3 separate regions of the Homo sapiens genome follow, and all the other regions are linked to region 1. Evidence: chromatin loops called from intact Hi-C (ENCODE). Cell type or tissue: heart right ventricle. All regions are shown on one strand.

The links. Peaks named below come from ENCODE experiments on the same cell type or tissue, not always from the same donor. Only the 100,000 strongest peaks of a DNase experiment are listed, where the experiment ranks them.
Region 2: it touches region 1 in a loop (2.8-fold over the local background); 36 of 110 quality-filtered maps call a loop at or near these places.
Region 3: a loop joins it to region 1, with 2.1 times the contacts of the local background. A loop is called at or near these places in 3 of 110 quality-filtered maps.

The regions. Positions count from the first base shown.
Region 1 is chr12:19,755,806-19,759,805 of GRCh38, forward strand. No RefSeq gene overlaps it. Among named protein-coding and RNA genes, the nearest start is that of LINC02398, 260 kb to the right of the region's middle. In heart right ventricle, a CTCF peak has its summit at 1,700 (motif pointing right); no DNase peak of the experiment used is centred here.
Region 2 is chr12:19,895,583-19,899,582 of GRCh38, forward strand. No RefSeq gene overlaps it. Among named protein-coding and RNA genes, the nearest start is that of LINC02398, 120 kb to the right of the region's middle. In heart right ventricle, no CTCF peak of the experiment used is centred here; no DNase peak of the experiment used is centred here; H3K27ac peaks cover 3,086 bases.
Region 3 is chr12:19,845,791-19,849,790 of GRCh38, forward strand. All of the region lies in intron 1 of LOC105369682 (a long non-coding RNA gene), which reads right to left. Among named protein-coding and RNA genes, the nearest start is that of LINC02398, 170 kb to the right of the region's middle. In heart right ventricle, no CTCF peak of the experiment used is centred here; a DNase peak (open chromatin) is centred at 1,731; H3K27ac peaks cover 3,666 bases.

The DNA of each region.
Region 1 (4,000 bases):
AGTCTGACTCTTGATTACAAATTAAAAAAAAATCTTATTCATGATGGGTACTGTATCCATTGAAGTCTGAGAAAAAGTGTTGGCAGAAGGGACATTTTGTGGGAACACATGGGGAAAAGATTGAGAAATGTATACTTAATATTGAAATGCATGTATAATAATACATTTCCACAATCATACTCTATTTGTTTACATTCATTAGAATGCTGCACCCTTTCCCCATCTCCCTCACCTGGGTTCAAGTAATCATTGGTTATGCTTTGCTGCTTTTTTAGCTACAAGTTGCTCAATATTTTTAAACCTTGCATTACTTTATTTACTTGTTATTTATAGGTATTTAACATATTGTATTATATATTTATGTGCTATATGAGATAGTTGTATAAAACTAGGATCAACCTGTGACGTGGGAATGGGCAAAATGAGATGTTTAGCAATTTCAGGCTTCCTCAATAAAAATCAATGGCAAATCATCTCATGACTGGTAAGTGCTGAGAAGCTGAGCGGGAGGACAGAAAGCATTTGAAAGGTCAGAAATAAGATGTCCACAAAAATGAGAATATGAGCTCTGCCTGATGACTGAGTAACAATTCCAAATACAACCTTCGTGTTTTCATAAACCCATGTGAGTGAATTGGCCTTCAAAATATTAAAGTCCACTTTAATGTCAGTAAAAAAGAGAAATTATAGTGAAGGGTCATTATTAGGAAAAAAGGAACTGCATTGAGATAGGAAAAGCCAGTATGCCAGAAGTGCTGCAGGCGGTTTTCCCTGCTGGTGAAGGATAACTCACAAGTGGAAGGCAAAGTGAAAACAAAATACCTCACCTGTTAAATGCCTCTTCCGGATTTCAGCCTGAAGTAAGATCCCAGGCTGGCCTTTTGAAATGATCAACATCAATAACTAACGTACTGATGTTAGTCATTTCTATTTATTAACTTATAAAATAAAAACTTTGTATCAGTTTCTTTATACTGTTTGAGACCCAGATCTAAATGCTTACTCTTTTCTTTTTTTGGCTCCACAACCCTCCGGCAATACCTAAATACCTGAGAAGCAGTTGCTTTTTCCATTCCAGCAAGAAAGAAAGCTAATGAGGAAAATAGTATTTGCCTTGAAGTAAGTTTTCCTTGATTTTCCATCTCATTTTAAAGAAAAAAGCAAAAAGATTTCTTTAAAAGAGGCACATATGAAAATACCTTAAGGATGCGGAATGGCTTAATTAGGAGTCACTGTTATTTTCTTTTATTGATTTCAATTGGGATATAGATCATTAGTTTTCTATTAGTTTTTTTATTATCGTCGTATGGCTTTATAAAGTAATACTGTTAAACTAATGTTCTACAACATAAAGGGGAATTGGTTTATTGTGGCTTTTAATGTTTCTAGAAAGATTAATTTTTGTATAATGATTATTTTACTTCTTAATACTGCTATGGCTCGAAAAGATATAGAACCTGATGAGTACAAATCCATCTTGGCTATAAGCCTAGTTTTATGTTATCATGTAAAAAAGAAAATTTGCTTCAAATTCTTTGCTTTTGCATGCATTTTTTTGTTGTTCAATTGCTGTTATAAATACTATGAATGGCCATTATTGAGAGTTCGGGAATTTTTTTCCCCCTTAAATATGAAGATAGACCAAAGGTAAGGTTCCTATATTGTCAAGGAGCCAATCACTGCATTGATTTATCTTTGCCACTAGATGTCCCTGTATTGATGCGCCTTCTACTTCGGAAGCTTCTTTGAAAACAAACTAACAAAATGAGAGATGTTTGCTACTCTTCAAGTCTTTTTCCTTCCTCTAAGTTAGCAACCTGGGACTTCCCAGATACGATCCTCTTCTTTCCAGAGGATTAATTCCTTAGGACTGGACAGGAATGGAATTAAGCGAAATGCAAGTAAAGTTAGGTTTAGGCGTTGGCCTAAATATATGCCTCTATTAACTACTCAGCCTAGAAAATGTGAGAAGCTGTATAATTTAGATCGACAGAATTTTAAACATGCTAAAATGAGTAGGGGCTTGAATTTGAATTACATAATCAAAATGGCAGATAATTTAAAGTTATATTTGGTAATAAAACAGTTTGTATTTATATTTTTTAAAATTTTAGGTTCAGTGGTACATGTGCAGGTTTGTTATATAGGTGAACTTGTGTCAGGGGGTTTGTTGTACAGATTATTTCATCACCCAGGTATTAAGCCCAGCACTCAATAGTTTTCTTCTCTGCTCTTCTCCCTCCTCCCATCCTCCACTCTCAAGTAGTCACCAGTGTCTGTTGTTCCCTTCTTTGTGTTCATGAGTTCTCATCATTTAGCTTCCACTTATAAGTGAGAACATGCAGCATTTGGTTTTCTGTTCCTGCATTAGTCTGCTAAGGATAATAGCCTCCAGCTCCATCCATATTCCCTCAAAAGACATGATCTTGTTCTTTCTTATGGCTGCATAGTATTTATGTTTTGAATATGAGAATGTTTGGTGTTATGGGAATGAATGAAAATTTCAGTAATAGACTCATACAGATAATATTCATCTTCAAGGAAATTTGTAGTTGTTGAAATCTCTTACACAGCTTCTTACTTCAGTACTCTTCACTGTTTTCCATACTTGACGAAGATTGACCATGTCAGCTTCCAGAAAAATGTGACAAGATAGCTTTACCTGAGCTAATTTCTTTATAAGTTTGATTGTTAGCTCTTAGATTACCTACAAAAGAGGAGATAACTGAATGTTTTGATTCAAAATGTCTCTTGTTCAATTTTAGGTTATACAGAGTCATAATGTTGGATTGGAATAACAATAAAATAAATATCTTTTTATACTCTGTTTTAAAATTATTGGACTCAATACATTTTTAGTAGTAAACTACAATGTTAATAATACAAATGATAACCCATTTAAAATCTGAATTGATTAAAAACTTTTGGGACAATCATTATGTATTATAATAGATCATTTAAAAAATATTAGACCCTGTATTTAAAATAGGCATTCATTTATCAATTGGATATATTATATCTGATTTTGTGGTTAAATAATCTTTTCTCTTATAATATTGATTTAGTCTTTCATGACATGTTACTTATTATACCTCAACACAGGGACAATATAGGGACATAAAAATATAAGTTAATGTCAAATAACCACAATTAATGTAACTTTAAAAATCTGCAAATAAAAATAATCTATGTTTTGGAGGCGGCTTTTGTGCAAACTTTCTTCTCAGTGTTGAAGAAAAAGACACAGTGGATACCCAGTTTTCTGTTTGCCTTAATACAAAGTGATCTTTGAGAAATGGCAAGCTTGGAGAATGGGAGTGATTGCAGGAGACTCACAAAGACAGTTATCCATACTGTCTCTTAAAAATAGAAAGAAAATTCTACAATCTAAAGGCTGAGGAATTTGATATCCTGGACAAAACTCTTGAAAATATTATTGAGTGAAGTTTGTAAGCCCTTTAAAGAAGGAGAAAGTGATCATTGGAAATAAGCATGTGGAATAAAGAAGTCCAATTACAAGTGTTGGAGAGGATGTGAAGAAATGAGAATTCTGATACACTGCTGTTAGGAATGTGAGGTGGTGCAGCCAGTTTGGAAAAGTCTAGCAGTTCCTCTGATGATTAAACATAGAGTTATCATATGACTCAGCAAATTTACCCCTGGTTAGATTCCCAAGAGAAATGAAAACATATGTGAACATAAAAATTTGCACTTCAGTGTTTATAGCAGCATTATGCATGATAGCCTAAAGGTAGAAACACATCCATCAATGGACAAATGGATAAACAAAATGTAATATATCTATGCAGTGGGATATTGTTTAACCATAAAAAGAAATGAGGTGTTAATACATGCTACAACATGGGTGAACCTTGAAAATATCACGCTTATGCTATGTGAAAGAAGCCAGTCACAAAAGACCACATACCATGTTATTCGATTCACGTGAACGTTGAGAAGAGGCAAATCCATGTAGACAAAGTAGATTAGTGGTTGCTTA
Region 2 (4,000 bases), 140 kb after region 1:
GCTTAGTAGAAACAATTTGTCCTTCTCTTTTAAAGTCCATGAGAAATATACATTTATTAACCTCCCATACTACCCCCCCATTACATGTACATGCAAGTATAGATTTCATCTTAAATTAATCCCTCAAACGCTGCTATCAGAAAAGACATTTTAAACTGTCATAACAAGATCTTGCTGGTGACAGCAGACTTGGAGCAAGGCTAGAGTGTGATTCAATCATTGTTAAAAGTTCATGTTCCTCTCATTACATTCTTGCTTTTAATTCTCATAACCAGCCAGCAATGACAGATGAAAATATGAGCTATTTCTTTGTGTTGGCAAAATCACAATTCAAGAAGACATAGTTTCCTTAGTTATTTTTACAGTATATTGTTTATAGTACTTGATATGGTTAGATGAAAAAAAATCTACTCAAACTTTTTTTTAAAGATAAAAGGAAAAGCCTTGAAATGTTTAGTTACATAACCCTAATGAAATATTTTCTTCTGTCTGCATAGGTACAGGTTATTCTGATGGGATCCAGAACTAAATGAGGCATAAACCTCAAATATGTTTAACATTATGCTAGGTAGTATATATTTTAAAAATGCGTTTACATATGCTATAGATTATCTCCCTAGAAAATTGTTATATATATGTGTCACACATATGGTATTTTGCTTACAATTTAAGTTGTTTGTGAACCTTCTGATGCACATTCAGGGATCCAAATTAGGCACCACTGATCCATTAGCAACTTGTGTGGTTGCTATGGAAATGTTGGGTAGTGTACTTTTAAGTTACTAAGGCTGACTTGTATAAGGCACCTGTTTGGTGTTTTGGCTCAACCCTGATTGGAGTGGGGTCTCTCCTTGGTCTCTCTCTGTACCTGTATAAGACCCCTCTGCTCTCTCAAGCTGCTTCACTGGCACTATACACAGGGCAAATTCTCAAAACTTTTCTTCATTGTAATCACTTTTATTGAAAAATATCTTATTAATGGCAGTACATCAAAACGTGGCATTTATTTCCTCCTTCCTCCTCTTCTTTCTTCTTCTTCCTTCTTCTTCCCTCCTCCTCTTCCTCCTCCTCTTTTTTCTTCTTCCTGTTCCTCCTCCTCCTCCTCTTCTTCTTCCTTCTTCCTCCTTCTTCCTTCTTCTTTCCTTCTTCCTTCTTCCTTTCTCCTCCTTCCTCCTTCTTCCTCCTTCTTCCTCCTCCTTCCTCCTCCTTCCTTCTCCTTCTTCCTTCTTCTTCCTTCTTCTTCTTCTCCTCCTCCTCCTCGTCCTCCCCAGAGACAGGGCCTCACTCTGTCATTCAGGCTTGAGTGCAGTGGTGCGATCATAACTCACTGCAGACTTGGCTCCTGGGTTCAAGCACGCCTCTTACCTCAGCCTCCAGTAGCTGTGACGTGCATGCCATGACATCTGGCTCTTTATTTTTGTAGAGATGTTGCCAAGGCTGGTCTTGAACTCCTGGCTTTAAGCAATCTTCTTGCATTTGCCTCCCAAAGTGTTGAGATTATAGGTGTGAGCCACCATTCCTGGCCCTGGCATTTCATAATTCCCAGATGCACTTGCTACACCTAAGCATTTTTGTTTTTGTTTGAATTTTCAGTGAGAGCTCCCTTTGCCTCATCAAATTTCCTCTCCCAAACCCTAATCTCTTAACAAAACTGGAGTTCTCTGTCTGTATTTACAGCTTCTCTCTCCTTTTGCTAGATTAATGAGAAGCAGTTTCTCTATTAGTGAGTGGAAAAAATTGGAATTTGCTGTTGCCCACAAGCCATTCAATAAAGAGCTACACTATTTCCCTATTTCCTTAGGAGGATCAATGAGTATTTTTTTGGTGATAAAATATGGCATATATAACTGGGCAACAATAAAATCTTGAGAAATTAAGGATTTATTTATAGTTCCTCTGAAAATTGCCTACGTTTATTCATATATTTATAGTATTACAAAGTTACATATGAAGCAATAACTTACTGATACATTTGTAAAGACTGCCTAAGGAATTCAAGAAGAAGAACTTAGACATTTTGATACCCACAAAGGGCCAAGTTATTAAAACAACTTGAAACCAGTTGTCTATATAATGAAGACTACCTAAAGGAAAAAAATTACATGTGGCCACTGACTGTGAGCTTTCATTGTCTTTGCAAAGCAATTTATTAAAAGATTGGAAATGTGAAAGAGAGCTGGCACAGTTACAAACTTCAGAGCATGCTGCACATGGTAAACTATTGGCAAACAAAGCATAGGACAAATCGTGGGCATACAAATTAATGTACAAAGGAAAGTCTTGCAGACATATGATTGAAATTCCTGATTAAGTATTTCAATTTAAACTCTACTGAATTTGGGTACTCCCACAGCAAAATCTTATCTTGCTTCTGTTAGAAAGAATTATTGAAGAAGTGTCCAGTTAAAGCTGAAATGATTATGACAAGCCTGTGTTATAACTATGTGGTAAATGTCTAGTCTTAGCTCTAATTGGTCTTATTTTAATGTGTTTATTGTTTAATTGCTTGTGAGAATGATTTATTCTTTCATAGAACTGAGATTAATGGTAACTGGCAGCTTTATTGGCATTGCTATCAGAGAAATGACCAAAAGTCTCAAAATAGAATTGAGAAGACAGATTCTAGGCACAGGGTAATGTCAGACTAATATAGCTACATGATAACTGTATTTTAAAAGTGTTACTACTGCAACGTTTTTTAGTGTGTCCATTAATGTCATTTTTCATTTTCATTTTTTAATGTATGGGGTTGAGATGATACTATGGGATTGAGTATAATTGCCTTTTATAGAATGCGTGGGACTGATATTTTCTAAAAATGGACAAAAATCCAGCACTTAAAGCCATTAATTTGAAACCCTAAGGTTTCTTATATCTTCTGTAGAATAATATTTTTGGTGAAAGTTTGGAAAACTATGTGCAAGGATAACATCTTTTGGGTATTCAATTTTGTTAGATTGCTCTAAGCCTTTACGTATATTTGGAATCTACGTCATATATGTACAAAAGTGGCCTTGCCACTTACATAGATTCATCTGTTGGTAGATAGAAAAAAACCCGATATATCCTTTGCATATTCATGTTATTGTTGTGTTTTCTATGTCAGGTCAGATTTTCATATTAACTAGCTTTGGAGGTGGGCATTGGAGAAGACTGCCATTCCACATATTACGCATTTTTAAATATAAATTCAGATTGTTACAATACAGCTAAACATGATGAGAGGTCTTATATTCTTCAGGGAACAAAGTTCAATAATACAGGGAATGCATTTAAATGGGAAAATATAACCTATAAAATATAAGAAATTGCACGATAGCTATTTGGTAGAACAGAATGAAAACTCAAGATTTCAGTGAAGAAGAACCTAGAAAATATATTACTTTGTTTTCTATTGTTTTTTCTTTATTATGAAATATAATATGTATGTAGAAAAATGTATAAAACAAATACTTGTCATGTGGACAAATAATTATGTGGTAAACACTGTACAATCACCATTGAGGTCAAGAAATACAATGTAGCCAGCTCCCAGGAAGTCCTCAACCATGTTTGTCCCTCTCTCATCACAACCTCATCTCTTTGACCTAGAGATATCCATTCTGTGGTCTTTTCTCATAAAACTGTAAAGAAAAGTAGGGAGCACTAATCCCTCATATCCATCTCTAAAAACTGCATTTTAGTTTAGTTGTTTCTTTAAAAAAGAAACTCTGCTTGAATGGCCTCATATATTTCTTTTTGCCTACCAACTGTATCTCAGTATTACATTTATGAGACATATTCACAGTCATATATGCTATAGCATAAAGTTTATTTTCATTGCTGTATAGTATTTCATTGTATGACTACACCACATTTATATCTGTCCTACCATTGGAAGACATTTGGCTTGTTTCCAGCTGTGACTGTCCTTGTACTTGTATTCGAGTGTGCATTTATACTAATTTCTCTAGACATGAAATTGTTAAGTGGAAGGAATGCAAATCTTCAATTTTACCAA
Region 3 (4,000 bases), 90 kb after region 1:
TCTTTGTAGTAGAATGATTTATAATCCTTTGGGTATATACCCAGTAATGGGATTGCTGGGGCAAATGGTAATTTCTGGTTCTAGCTCCTTGAGGAATCACCACACTGTCTTCCACAATGGTTGAACTAATTTACCCTCCCACCAACAGTGTAAAAGCATTCCTATTTCTCCACAGTCTCTCCAGCATCTGTAGTTTCCTGACTTTTTAATAATTGCCATTCTAACTGGCATGAGATGGTATCTCATTGTGGTTTTGATTGGTGTTTCTCTAATGACCAGTGATGATGAGCTTTTTTTCATATGTTTGCTGGCCACACGTATGTCTTCTTTTGAGAAGTTTCTGTTCGTATCCTTTGCCCACTTTTTGATAGGGTTGTTTGTTTTTTTCTTGTAAATTTGTTTCAGTTCCTTGTAGATTCTGGATATTAGAGACATTTGCTTTTTACTAGAGGAAAATGCCTTTATTCTGGGATTCTTAGTATGAGGTCTATAAACTGTTACAATCCTATAGATGAGTTTCATGAACTAAAAAATCTTCTGCACATTTGCCAAATTGTACATATAATCATCTTTTTAAGAAACCAAGTTCATAATTTTTATCAGAATCTCAAAGGCATTTTCCCTTCATACTTACTTTAATGCGCACCCTTCCAATATCTTACACCTCTTAAGTCCTACCTGAGTTGGTATCTGTCCACTTACCTACCTAGAAGAGAGTTTCTTTGTTATGCAACAAACACTGCAACTGTAATGCTAAATGAAAAAAAAAATTGATTTATGTAAGCTGGCCTGTGTCGTTTTTGTGATATCTGGCCTTACTTCTAAGATACTCTAAAATCATTAGAGATAACATGACTGTGGGCCTGAAAAGTTTCTATAGGTATTTTCTTTTTGAACCATATACTAAACATGGTTGAGTAAAGATCATTTGTCTGTCAGCCTTACTAAAGATAAAATGGAATGTGGAGGTTGGTTGCTCAAGAATGAATCATCTCCTTACCGCTAGAATTATTCCCCTCAGCAAAAGGTATGCTGTGCTTAGTTGAGAAAAACGTGGAAGCTGCTAGATTTTAGGTTATAGAATTTTTAGTCTCTATCATTCAACACTTGAAATAGAAATGTTCTGGTAGTGAAGCTCACAAAAATATAAGCAGTTCTCATAAAGAAACAGGAAATTTAATGTGTGTGATTATTTCCACTATGTTAATTTACAGCAAAAAATGGCCTATTTTTTTTCTGTCCACTTTGGAGTTGAAAGGAATATTTTTAAAAACCCAAGTTAGTGGAATTTTTAAACCAGTTTTGATCGTGAATATTTTAGTCTAAATATTTCTCTCTGGAAATAATCAAGATTGTTTACAGTTTTAAAGTTGTTTCAGAACAGTATCAGGATTAATTAATACAGTTAATATGTCAAATTTCTTTTGAAATATTCAAGCTTTGTTTGAGTTTTATTTTTCTGCCCTGGATGCCTGAGAAATTGAAAGAGTGTAAGAACAGTTGGCATAGACCTTTCCTTCTTGAATTCAGTTAAGCTTATCACAAACTATGTCATGGCCAGAGCTTAACGCGTTGTTCCCCTTCCAGAAAACTATTTGCCAAATATAACACAGTTCAGATGGTGGGAAAACTGTGAAGCGTTCACATTTAACCTAGACTTCTCCCCCAGTGTACAAGTTTAGAGATGAAGAAAACATGCTGATAAATCAGCATACCTGCCCGCCACCTCCCCCACTTCTGAAAACCACAAAAGCAGAAGCAGCCATTATTGGATCCTTGACGTGGAGTTTTCTGCTCTGAGCCTATTTGGAGCTGTCGGTTAACAATTTGAAACAACATGTGAGGGTGAAGGGTGCCTGGATGGATAACTATGAATGTTATTTAAAAAATATGATGCTGCCTAAAGACTACAGCCAGCTATCTGGCCTGTGAATGTGGAGACTCTTTCATCTTCGTCTCATTTGGTAATTAGCACACTGACCCTGTGCAGACTAGAAGCATAAAAAAACATTTTGAAAAGTGCAGAGGAAGAAGGAGGATTAAGACAAACATTTATATAACCAGGAAAAATGACCCAGGAAAGACGGGAAATCTGGTGACACTCTGTTTATCCACAGTAATGTTAAAATAGTTTGCAAGTGAAACAAAGCAGATCCCTTGAATAAATCACTGAGAAAGTAGAAGGATCGACCAACAGCCAAGATCATGTCACGAGCTATCCGTGTGATGTGATCCTCCCCTATTATACCAGACTGATGGCTTTCCATTGAATATCACCTCTCTCTTTTGTCTCTCCAGCTTTTTCCATCATGGAATTATGTGAAAGTGGGCTGCTGTAAATAGGAATTGGAAGGGGTTGAAGACGGCATAAATTATTAGGAAAGGGGAGAGTATCAGGATGTTTGGGCTCTAATTAACACCCAAACATTAATTTAAATCAGAGGCAGTTTAATGAATGTTGAATATCTGAAAAAAAAAAACTTCATAGCAATTTCATGAGGGGCAAAATCTCAGTTGTTTTTCTAGGTCATCTGCACTATGAGAAGATTTGCTCTTCTGAGGTTAGCAAAATTGGTGTTGGTCTCTGTCTAAAAGCTGAAGCAAGCCAGGTGTGGTGGTGCACGCCTGTAGTCCCAGCTACTTGGGAGGCTGAGGTGGGAAGATCACTTGAGCCCAAAAGTTCAACTCCAGCCTGGATGACATAGCATAGACCCCTGTCTCTTAAAAAATCAAAAGCTGAAGCATACAAGCTATCAGAAAGTTAACTGAACTTTCTTAACTTTTATATAAGTGGCTTTGGTTCAGTGCCAGGTAATTATCTCCAGGGAAAGATAAGCTCTTTTGCAAGCAGTTTTCAAAAGTTTGATGGTCTAACTGCTTGCCAGTTAGATGCTAAGAGCCCTAGCCTGGCATGATGAAGGATGCCGCTTATTTGTAAACCACATTCTTCTGTCATCAGGATTCCGAGAGAAGTCTGTGGAATGGTTTACATGGACTTTGCATTTATGCATTCATTTATGAATAGAATTGCTCAGGTGTGGAAGAGACAAGCAAACAACAGTTCCTTGTCCTCAAGAAACTCATCATCTGTTAGAGAAGTAAAAATTTAAATAATCATACAAATTGAGGAAGTACAAAATGTGAAAAAGACTAATTAAATGACAAATTAGCATTTTAAGTAATAATTGCTCTGAATTCAAGGGAGGTAGAGATCAAACAGGCTAGAGTAATTATGAAAGTTTTTGTGGAAGACAGGGGCCTTTCATACCACCTCACATTCATATAGTGCTTTATGGAAACGTGGATTTTACATACATCATCTCTTATTTGAGTTTCACGTTTTTACTGCCATTTAAAGTTGAGGAAACTTAGGCCTCGAGAGAGAGGAAATACTGGCTAACTTTCACACAGGTAGTAATGAGTCCTCACATCCAAGTTTTTCACTTAAAGTCCAAGACTATTTCTGCAGCTCTGGGGCCTCCTTAGTAAATAGGTAATATGCTTAATCTTCATTACTTGAAATTTGCCAACTGCTCATGTTTATTTGCAACCCTCAAATCAATACTTGTGATCCATTTGCAGTCATTTGAGGTCATATGCAGAGGGGTGAAAGAGTTCACTCGCCCAACGGGCACACTCCTAGCTGAGGCCAAACAAGGTGACACTCTGCCTTATTTCTGTTCTCATGCTATAAACAAGTGTCCTTCTTGCAGTCTACTTAGTGCCAGACTTTTAGCATTTTTGTACTTTTTGTTGATGATTTCCCTGTTTAAACATCCCCCAAGCATAGTGTTGGAGTGCTGTCTAGTGTTCCTAACCACAAGGGGACTATGATGTGTCTTGTGGAGAAAATGTTGTGTTAGATAAGCTTCATTCAGGCATGGTCACAGTGCTGTTGGTTGTAAGACCAACGTTAATGAAATAACACTATATATGTTAAATATGATGTCGTTAAACAGAAACACACATAAAACAAGGTTATGTATTGATCAACTGACAA